Linked DNA regions of Homo sapiens: region 1 is linked to region 2. A link is an interaction called in ENCODE POLR2A ChIA-PET data of the cell type or tissue named here. Cell type or tissue: MCF 10A. All regions are shown on one strand.

Region 1 (4,000 bases), 140 kb after region 2:
TGTGGTGGTGCATGCCAGTAATCTCAGCTACTTGGAAGGCTGAGGCAGGAGAATCACTTGAACCCAGGAGGCAGAGGCTGCAGTGAGCCAAGATCGTGCCACTATACTCCAGCCTGGGCAAGAGTTTTTTTTTTTAAAAAAATGCATTCTACATGCAAAATGTGTATATAGCCAATACTATCAGAACTAAAAATATTTGAATAATATTTGAACAAACACCTGTATAACTATGATTGAGCTCAAAGGAGAGAGAGTGAGAGAGAATATTACCAGTATCTTTGAAGTCCATGTTTGCTTCCTCCCTCTCCCCACTCCAGTTATCCTCTATCCTGAAATTTGGGCTAAGCATTTCCCCCATACATATGTGAGTGTGTGCATGTGTGTGCATGTGTGCGCACACGCGCACGCACGGATTTATAAGTTTGGCCCTCTAAACAATATATTGCTTAGTTTTCCTGTTTGTGAGCTTTGTGTATAAATAGAATTACACTGAAATTGCCTTCTGTGACACTTTTGCATTTCAACATCATGTTTTCAAGCTTCATCCACATTGAGGCACATCTAGCTGTGGATTAGAGTATTGCATGATATGAATCCACTACTGCTTATTTCTCCATTCAATCGTTGATTGGCATTTAGTTTGTTTTTAGTATTTCCCCCCAACCTCCCAAATCCTCCTAAGAATATTATTTTACTTGTCTTCAGGACATACGCACAAGAATTTTCCCAAGGGTGGAACTGCTGTGTATATACACTTATCTTTACTAGGCGATGCGAAATTGTTTTCTCAAGTAATGTGTAATTTTACATCTCATTAGCTCTATATAACAGTTCCCACCATCACTGGTCTTGTCTGACTTTTAAATTTTCACTCTTTGGTAGATTTAATCTATTTTTCTTGAATGATGAGAGTAAACATCTTTCCATATGTTTACAGGCCATTCATGTTTCTCTTCTATGGATGTCTGTGTTTTTGCATTTTTCTATTTTTGTCTTTTTCTTGATGATTCATGGGAATCCTTTACATATTTTGGATATTAAAACCTTATCAGTGCATAGAATGTTGGCAGAAAAGGCTGCCAAGAATTCCTCTCATCCCTGCAGGTGCACGCCACCTGCCACCTTTCATCGTGAGGTGGGGTTATCGCACCTCCTCTTGGATTGGAGGTGGCCCTGTGCGTTGCTTTGATCAATAGAATATGGCAGAGATGCTGCATTATCTCCAGGCCAAAGCCTTAGAGGCCTTATGGTTTCCATTTCACCATCTTGGAAGTTAGCGGCTGTGCGAAAAGCTCCAGCTATCCTGATGGAGAGAGAGGCCACGCAGAGAGACTTTCCACAGGATGAGACATGGTATACAGAGAAAGAGAGGCCCAGGCAGCCCCTACTCATTCCAACCGCCTCAGCTGATGCTCTATCCATACAAATGAAACTGTCTTGGAAGCCTCAGCCAAACTCTCAGCTGGTTGCACCTGTGATCCCCACTTATGCTCCAGGAAAGAGAACTGCCCATTGATCTCAGCCCAATTTCCTGATTCAGAGACTCACAGGTAATAAAATAATTATTGTTTCCAGTCAGAAAATTTGTAGTTACACAACAATATAGAATAGAAACAATTCATCATATGTGCTCTAAAAATCTTGTTTCAAGGCATACCTTTTTTACTGTCTTTATAATACAGAAGGCCATGTTTCACTCTCTGAGATTTGTTACATGTGGTCAGTCGAGGCCCAAAAATATTTCAGTATTTTGAGAAAGAAAGAGAGATAGAGACCACATTCATATAACTTTTATAACAGTCTAATTGTTATATTATTCTTGTTAATCTCTTACTGTGCCTGATTTATAAATTAAACTTTATTACAAGTTTATATGTATAGGAACAACTATACATACAGTATATATAGGGTTGGGGACTATCTGTGGTTTCAGGCATCCACTGGGGGTCTTGGAGTGTCTCCCCAAGAGATAAGGGGGGACTACTGTATCTTTTGACTATCAAAAATTGTAACATATACAAGTGGTCCCCAACCTTTTTGGCACCAGGGATCGGTTTTGTGGAACACAATTTTTCCATTGACAGGCGGGGTGAGATGGGGGTGGTTTGGGGATGATTTAAGCACATTACATTTATTCCGCACCTTATTTCTATTATTATTACTTACTCACCATAATGTAGAATCAGTGGGAGCCCTGAGCTTGTTTTCCTGCAACTAGACAGTCCCATCTGGGAGTGAAGGGAGACAGTGACAGATCATCAGGCATTAGATTCTCATAAGGCACATGCAACCTAGATCCCTCGCATGCACAGTTCACATGGGGTTTGAGCTCCTATGAGAATCAAATGTCCAGGCTGATCTGACAGGAGGCAGAGTTCAGGTGGTAAAGCTCACTCACCCACCACTCACCTCCTGATGTGCAGCTGGGTTCCTGACAGGCCACGGACAGGTACTGGTTTGTGGCCTGGGGGTTGGGGACTGCTGACTTATACTGTAGTTGAATTCTTCAATATTTTATAGCTAGTGATTTTTATATCTTATTTGAGAAATCTGTCCCTACTTTAAGGTACTGTATACTAAAAGTTTAAAGGTTTTGCCTTTCACATTTAAGTCCCTTAATCTGTCTTGAATTGATAAATTCCTCAATTTACCTTGAATAGTGTAAGGTAGGGATACATTTTCATTTCTTTAAATATGGATAATTGCTTCAGCACCACAGGTTGAATGGTCTCATCAGTTTTCCATGTATGTTGATTCGGTTTGTCTGTCCCTACACGATTACTGCATCATTTAAATTAATACAGTAGCTATAGAATAATAAGTCTTGATACCTGGTAAGCACATCCTTCTCTTTTATTTTGCATGAATGTCTTTGCTATATTATTGAGTTTTTGGTCTTCCTTATAAATTTTAGAATCATCTTGACAAATTTCATGATAGACTGTTTTTGAGATTTTGATTGGATTTACATTGAATCGATAAATCGTTGGGATGAGGGGATTTGTGACTTTAAATATTGAGTCTTTATCTATAAATGTGCCATCTTTCTATTCTTGAAAAAGTTTTGGCTGGGCGTGGTGGCTCATGCCTATTATCCCAGCACTTTGGGAGGCCAAGGTGGGTGAATCACCTGAGGTCAGAAGTTCGAGACCAGCTTGGCCAACATGGTGAAACCCCATCTCTACTAAAAATACAAAAATTAGCCGAACATGGTGGCTGGCACCTGTAATCCCAGCTACTCAGGAGGCTGAGGCAGGAGAATCGCTTGAACCTGGAGACAGAGGTTGCAGCGAGCCAAGACCACGCCATTGCATTCTAGCCTGGGTGACAAGAGATAAACTCCGTCTCAAAAAAAAAAGTTTTTTTTAATGCCTTCTTTAAAAAGTTTTATAATTTTTACATGTAAGTCTCATACATCTTTTGTTGGACTTACTCCTGGGTATTTTATATTTTTATTGCTAGTATTAAATTATTAATAAAATGTTCTTATTTGCATATTCTAATTGATAGTAGCTGGTGAAGAGAAAGGCAATTAACCTGGTATATTTATTTAGTATTTGGAAATTTTACTAATCTTATTTTAATTCTAATAATGTATAAGCTTCTTTGGGTCTTCTATGTGAACAAGTCTATCGTCTCTGAATGGTAGCTTTGTTTTACCCTTTCCAACCCTCTTAATTTTCCAAAAATTTAGTGTGCTGGCTGGGACCAGTTTTAGCGTTAAGGTTAAGCTGGTGTCATAATATGAATTAGGGATTTATAATTTGAAAATATTGTAAAGCTTGAAGTTATTTAACTCTTAGATGTCTGGTAATACTTAACAATAAAACAATGGGTCTCGTATTTTCTTTAAGGAAAGATTTTGAATTACTTCCATTTCTTTTATGAATTCGATTTCTTTAAATTTTTTTATGATTCAGTTTCTTTAATGTATATGAACCATTACGATTTTCCGTTTCTTGAATCAGTTTTTGTAATGTATAGTTTTCTAGTAAATTAC
Region 2 (4,000 bases):
TCAACCTTCAAGAAGTGAGGAGGACTCTGTCTTCTCACAATTCTAGGGAATGAATGTCTGAACCAGAATGATTGTGTATCCCATTAACAAAAGCCCTAGAGAACCTGGAATGGCTGGTTCAGCCCTAAATGCTACATCTGACCTAAAGTGTGCAATCATCCGAGAGCTGTTTCACCCTTAGCCAGGCATGTGCTAAAAGCTTGGGGCATCACTTTCTTTCTTTTTCTTGAGATGGAGTTTCGCTCTTGTTGCCCAGGCTGGAGTGCAATGGCATGGTCTTGGCTCACTGCAACCTCCACCTCCTGGGTTCAAGTGATTCTCCTCCCTCCGCTTCCCAAGTAGCTGGGATTACAGGCACCTGCCACCATGCCCAGCTAATTTTTGTATTTTTAGTAGAGATGGGGTTTCACCATGTTGGCCAAGCTGGTCTCAAACTCTTGACCTCAGGCAATCCACCGGCCTTGGCCTCCCAAAGTGCTAGGATTACAGACGTGAGCCACCGCGCCCAGCCTGGGGCACCACTTTCAAACTGTCCTTCTCAAGATCTTATTGACAGTAAAACTGTACCCCTACAACTGTCCTATTAAATGACTAAAAACTTTTACTATTGAATCCACGGCAGCACCAAACAAATTAATCAAAACGTTTTGGAATACATTCCTTTCTTTGAAGCTAAGTTGATGGCTTGATTCAATTATTGTGTCCATTTACACAACGTAGGCTAAATGTTTCCTAGAATTGGCAAAGGATCAAAGGGTTACTTTACTTATTCATCATCTTAAATAACCCAAGAAAGCCTTTATATTATTATTATTATTATTATTATTATTTGAGACAGGGCCCAGCTCTGTCACCTAGGCTGGAGTGCAGTGGCACAATCTCAGCTCACTGCAACCTCTGCCTCCAAAGCTAAAGTGATCCTCCTACCTCAAGTGATCCTCCTACCTCAGCCTCCCGAGAGGCGGGGACCACAGGCGCACCACCGCAACCGGCTAATTTTTGTATTTTTTGTAGAGATGATGTCTTGCCACACTGCCCAGGCTGGTCTCAAATTCCTGAGCTCAAGTGATCCACCCACCTCAGCCTCCCAAAGTGCTGGCATTACAGGAGTGAGCGCCAGGTCCAAGAAATCCTTTCAAAGTAAAATACCACAGGACATGGTGGCTCACACCTGTAATCCCAACACTTCAGGAGGCCGAGGTGGGAGGATTGCTTGAGCCCAGAGTTCCAGAACCTCCCCACCCACTGCCCCATGCAACATAGCAAGACCTTGTCACTACAAAAAATTTAAAAATTAGCTGGTGTGGTGTTGCGTGTAGGTCCTAGCTACTCAGGAGGCTGAGACAAAAAGATTGCTTGAGGCTAGGCATTCAAGATTACAGTGAGGTGCTGGGTGCAGTGTCTCAGGCCTGTAATCCCAGCAATTTTGGTGGCCGAGGCAGGTGTATCACTTGAGCTCAGGAGCTCGAGACCAGCCTGGGAAGCATGGTGAAACCCTGTCTCTACCAAAAATACAAGAAATTAGCTGGGCATGGCAGCTCAAGCCTGTGGTCTCAGCTACTCAGGAGGCGGAGGTGGAAGGATCACTTGAGCCCAGGACGCAGAGATTGCAATGAGCCTAGATCCCGCCACTGCACTCCAGGCTGGGTGACAGAGTGAAACCCTGTCTCTAAAAAATAATAATTAAAGGTACCAAAAATAAATAATTGATGGTAATGCCGACCCAAATTAAATTTAACCTTCAAATTACTTATGAAAAATGTAGTATATCATAAGAAAGTCAATAGTAAGAAATTTCATGTTAAGACAGTGTTTTCATATATTTTAACATTTTACATATAAATAGTATGCTAATTGCAAATTCATTTTATTTAATGTTTAATAGTTTATGTTATGAATTCAAGGCATTTTCTATACTTGTCAATAATGAAAAGGCATTTCTCCTTTTAAAAATTCTATGAAGTCAGCCTTCTTATTCCTTAGGAACATGAACTAGTGTGGTTTGGTTTTGAATCTGATTGTTCAAACACTTTACAAAGTGAATAGGAAAATAATTTGGGAACATTTATATTTAAACTTGTCAATCTATGATTCTGTTTTTCATGTGACAGCCAATCACAATGTGTTCTCTACTCAGGAAGTTTAGCTCAGTATATGGATTAACACGTGTTCTACTTGTGTGATATTTCTTATGACAACCACAGAAAACATATGGGGCTGGGCACAGTGGCTTATGCCTGTAATCCCAGAACTTTGGGAGGCCAAGGCGGGTGGATCACTTGAGCGCAGTAATTTGACACCAGCCTGGGCAGCATGTCGAAACTGCGTCTCTACAAAAAATACCAAAATTAACCAGGTGTGGCGGCACATGCCTGTAATCCTAGCTTCTCGAGAAGCTGAGGTGGGAGGATTACCTGAGCCGGGGAGGTCAAGGTTGCGGTGAGCCGTGATAGTGCCACTGCACTCAAGCCTGGGTGACAGAGTGAGACCCTGCCTAAAAAAGAAAAGAAAAGAAAAGAAAACATATTTGATGCAATTTTAAAAAGAATATACCTTTGAGATAGAGTCTCACTCTTGTTGCCCAGGCTGGAGTGCAGTGGTGCAATCTCGGCTCACTGCAACCTCTGCCTCCTGGGTTCAAGCGATTCTCCTGCCTCAGCCTCCTGAGTAGCTGGGATTACAGGTGCGCACCACTGTGCCCTGCTAATTTTTGTATTTTCAGTAGAGACAGGGTTTTGCCATTTTGGCCAGACTGGTCTGGAGCTCCTCATCTCAAGTGGTCCTCCTGCCGTGGCCTCCCAAAGTGTTGAGATTACAGGCATGAGCCACCGCGCCTGGCCTAGATTTAATTTTTTCATAAAACTTTCACATTTGTTTGTTTGTGATGTTTTCAGGTGCTAATTTCTTGACCTAGTATAGAAGCATAAACAAGAGTTCAATCCTTTTTAAATAGTTGTCTGTGCTGTGAATGCCCTCGCCCACCATGTGCTCAACAAGGACCTCAAGGACATTGTTGGTGACTTCAGAGGCTTCTATAGGCAGCTCACAAGTGATGGGCAGCTCAGATGGGTAAGGGACCTATTTTGTAAAATGCTTACATAAGTAATATTACCAAGGTCTGAGATGTCCTTTGAGTGCAACGAATGTGAAAATAGAGATGGGTTTATTTATTTGTTTATTTATTTATTTTTTGAGATGGAGTCTCACTCTGTCACCCACGTTGGAGTGCAGTGATGCAATCTTGGCTCACTGCAACCTCCGCCTCCTGGGTTCAAACAGTTCTCCTGCTTCAGCCTCCTGAGTAGCTGGGACTACAGGCATGCACTAGCACACCTGGCTAATGTTTGTAATTTTAGTAGAGATGGGGTTTGACCACGTTGGCCAGGCTGGTCTCGAACTCCTGACCTCAAGTGATCCGCCTTCCTCAGCCTCCCAAAGTGCTGGGATTACAGGTGTGAGCCACCATGCCCATCCTAGAGATGTGTTTATAATTTTAAAGTAAAACATTTTATTCAGTTAAATTCAGGCTTGAGTCATTTAGATCATCAGTATTTTGAGGTAAACAACTCATTTCTGTAAGACTGATGATCTAAATGACTCAAGACTGAATTTAGCTGAATAAAATGTTCTACTAAGGAGATGAGGTCCTGAGATTTGGGTCCTAAGAGCTATCTCTTCTCTAAGGACCTCATCTCCTCCTCCCTGAATTGGAAAGTGCTCTAGAGGATAAAGTACTAAATGGGCAATCTCTTTATGGAGAAATAATGTGAGTAGTGTTAGAGATGTAAGAGAAGGTCAGGCCGGGCGCGGTGGCTCACTCCTGTAATCCCAGCACTTTGGGAGGCCAAGGCAGGCAGATCACGAGGTCAGGAGGTCGAGACCATCCTGGCTAACATGGTGAAACCCCGTCTCTACTAAAAATACAAAAAATTAGCCGGGCATGGTGGCGGGCGCCTATAGTCCCAGTTACTCAGGAGGCTGAGGCAGGAGAACGGCGTGA

Evidence for each region. ChIA-PET counts read pairs that join two places held together with the same protein. Peaks named below come from ENCODE experiments on the same cell type or tissue, not always from the same donor. Only the 100,000 strongest peaks of a DNase experiment are listed, where the experiment ranks them.
Region 1: POLR2A ChIA-PET joins it to region 2 with 5 read pairs; 2 of 35 experiments call an interaction of 5 or more read pairs at or near these places.

The regions. Positions count from the first base shown.
Region 1 is chr18:560,511-564,510 of GRCh38, reverse strand. No RefSeq gene overlaps it. Among named protein-coding and RNA genes, the nearest start is that of CETN1, 18 kb to the left of the region's middle. In MCF 10A, no CTCF peak of the experiment used is centred here; no DNase peak of the experiment used is centred here.
Region 2 is chr18:696,309-700,308 of GRCh38, reverse strand. It overlaps ENOSF1 (enolase superfamily member 1), which reads left to right. Exons shown (of 16, transcript NM_017512.7): 3 at 2,954-3,069. Among named protein-coding and RNA genes, the nearest start is that of ENOSF1, 14 kb to the left of the region's middle. RefSeq lists a silencer at 2,565-2,697. In MCF 10A, no CTCF peak of the experiment used is centred here; a DNase peak (open chromatin) is centred at 2,308.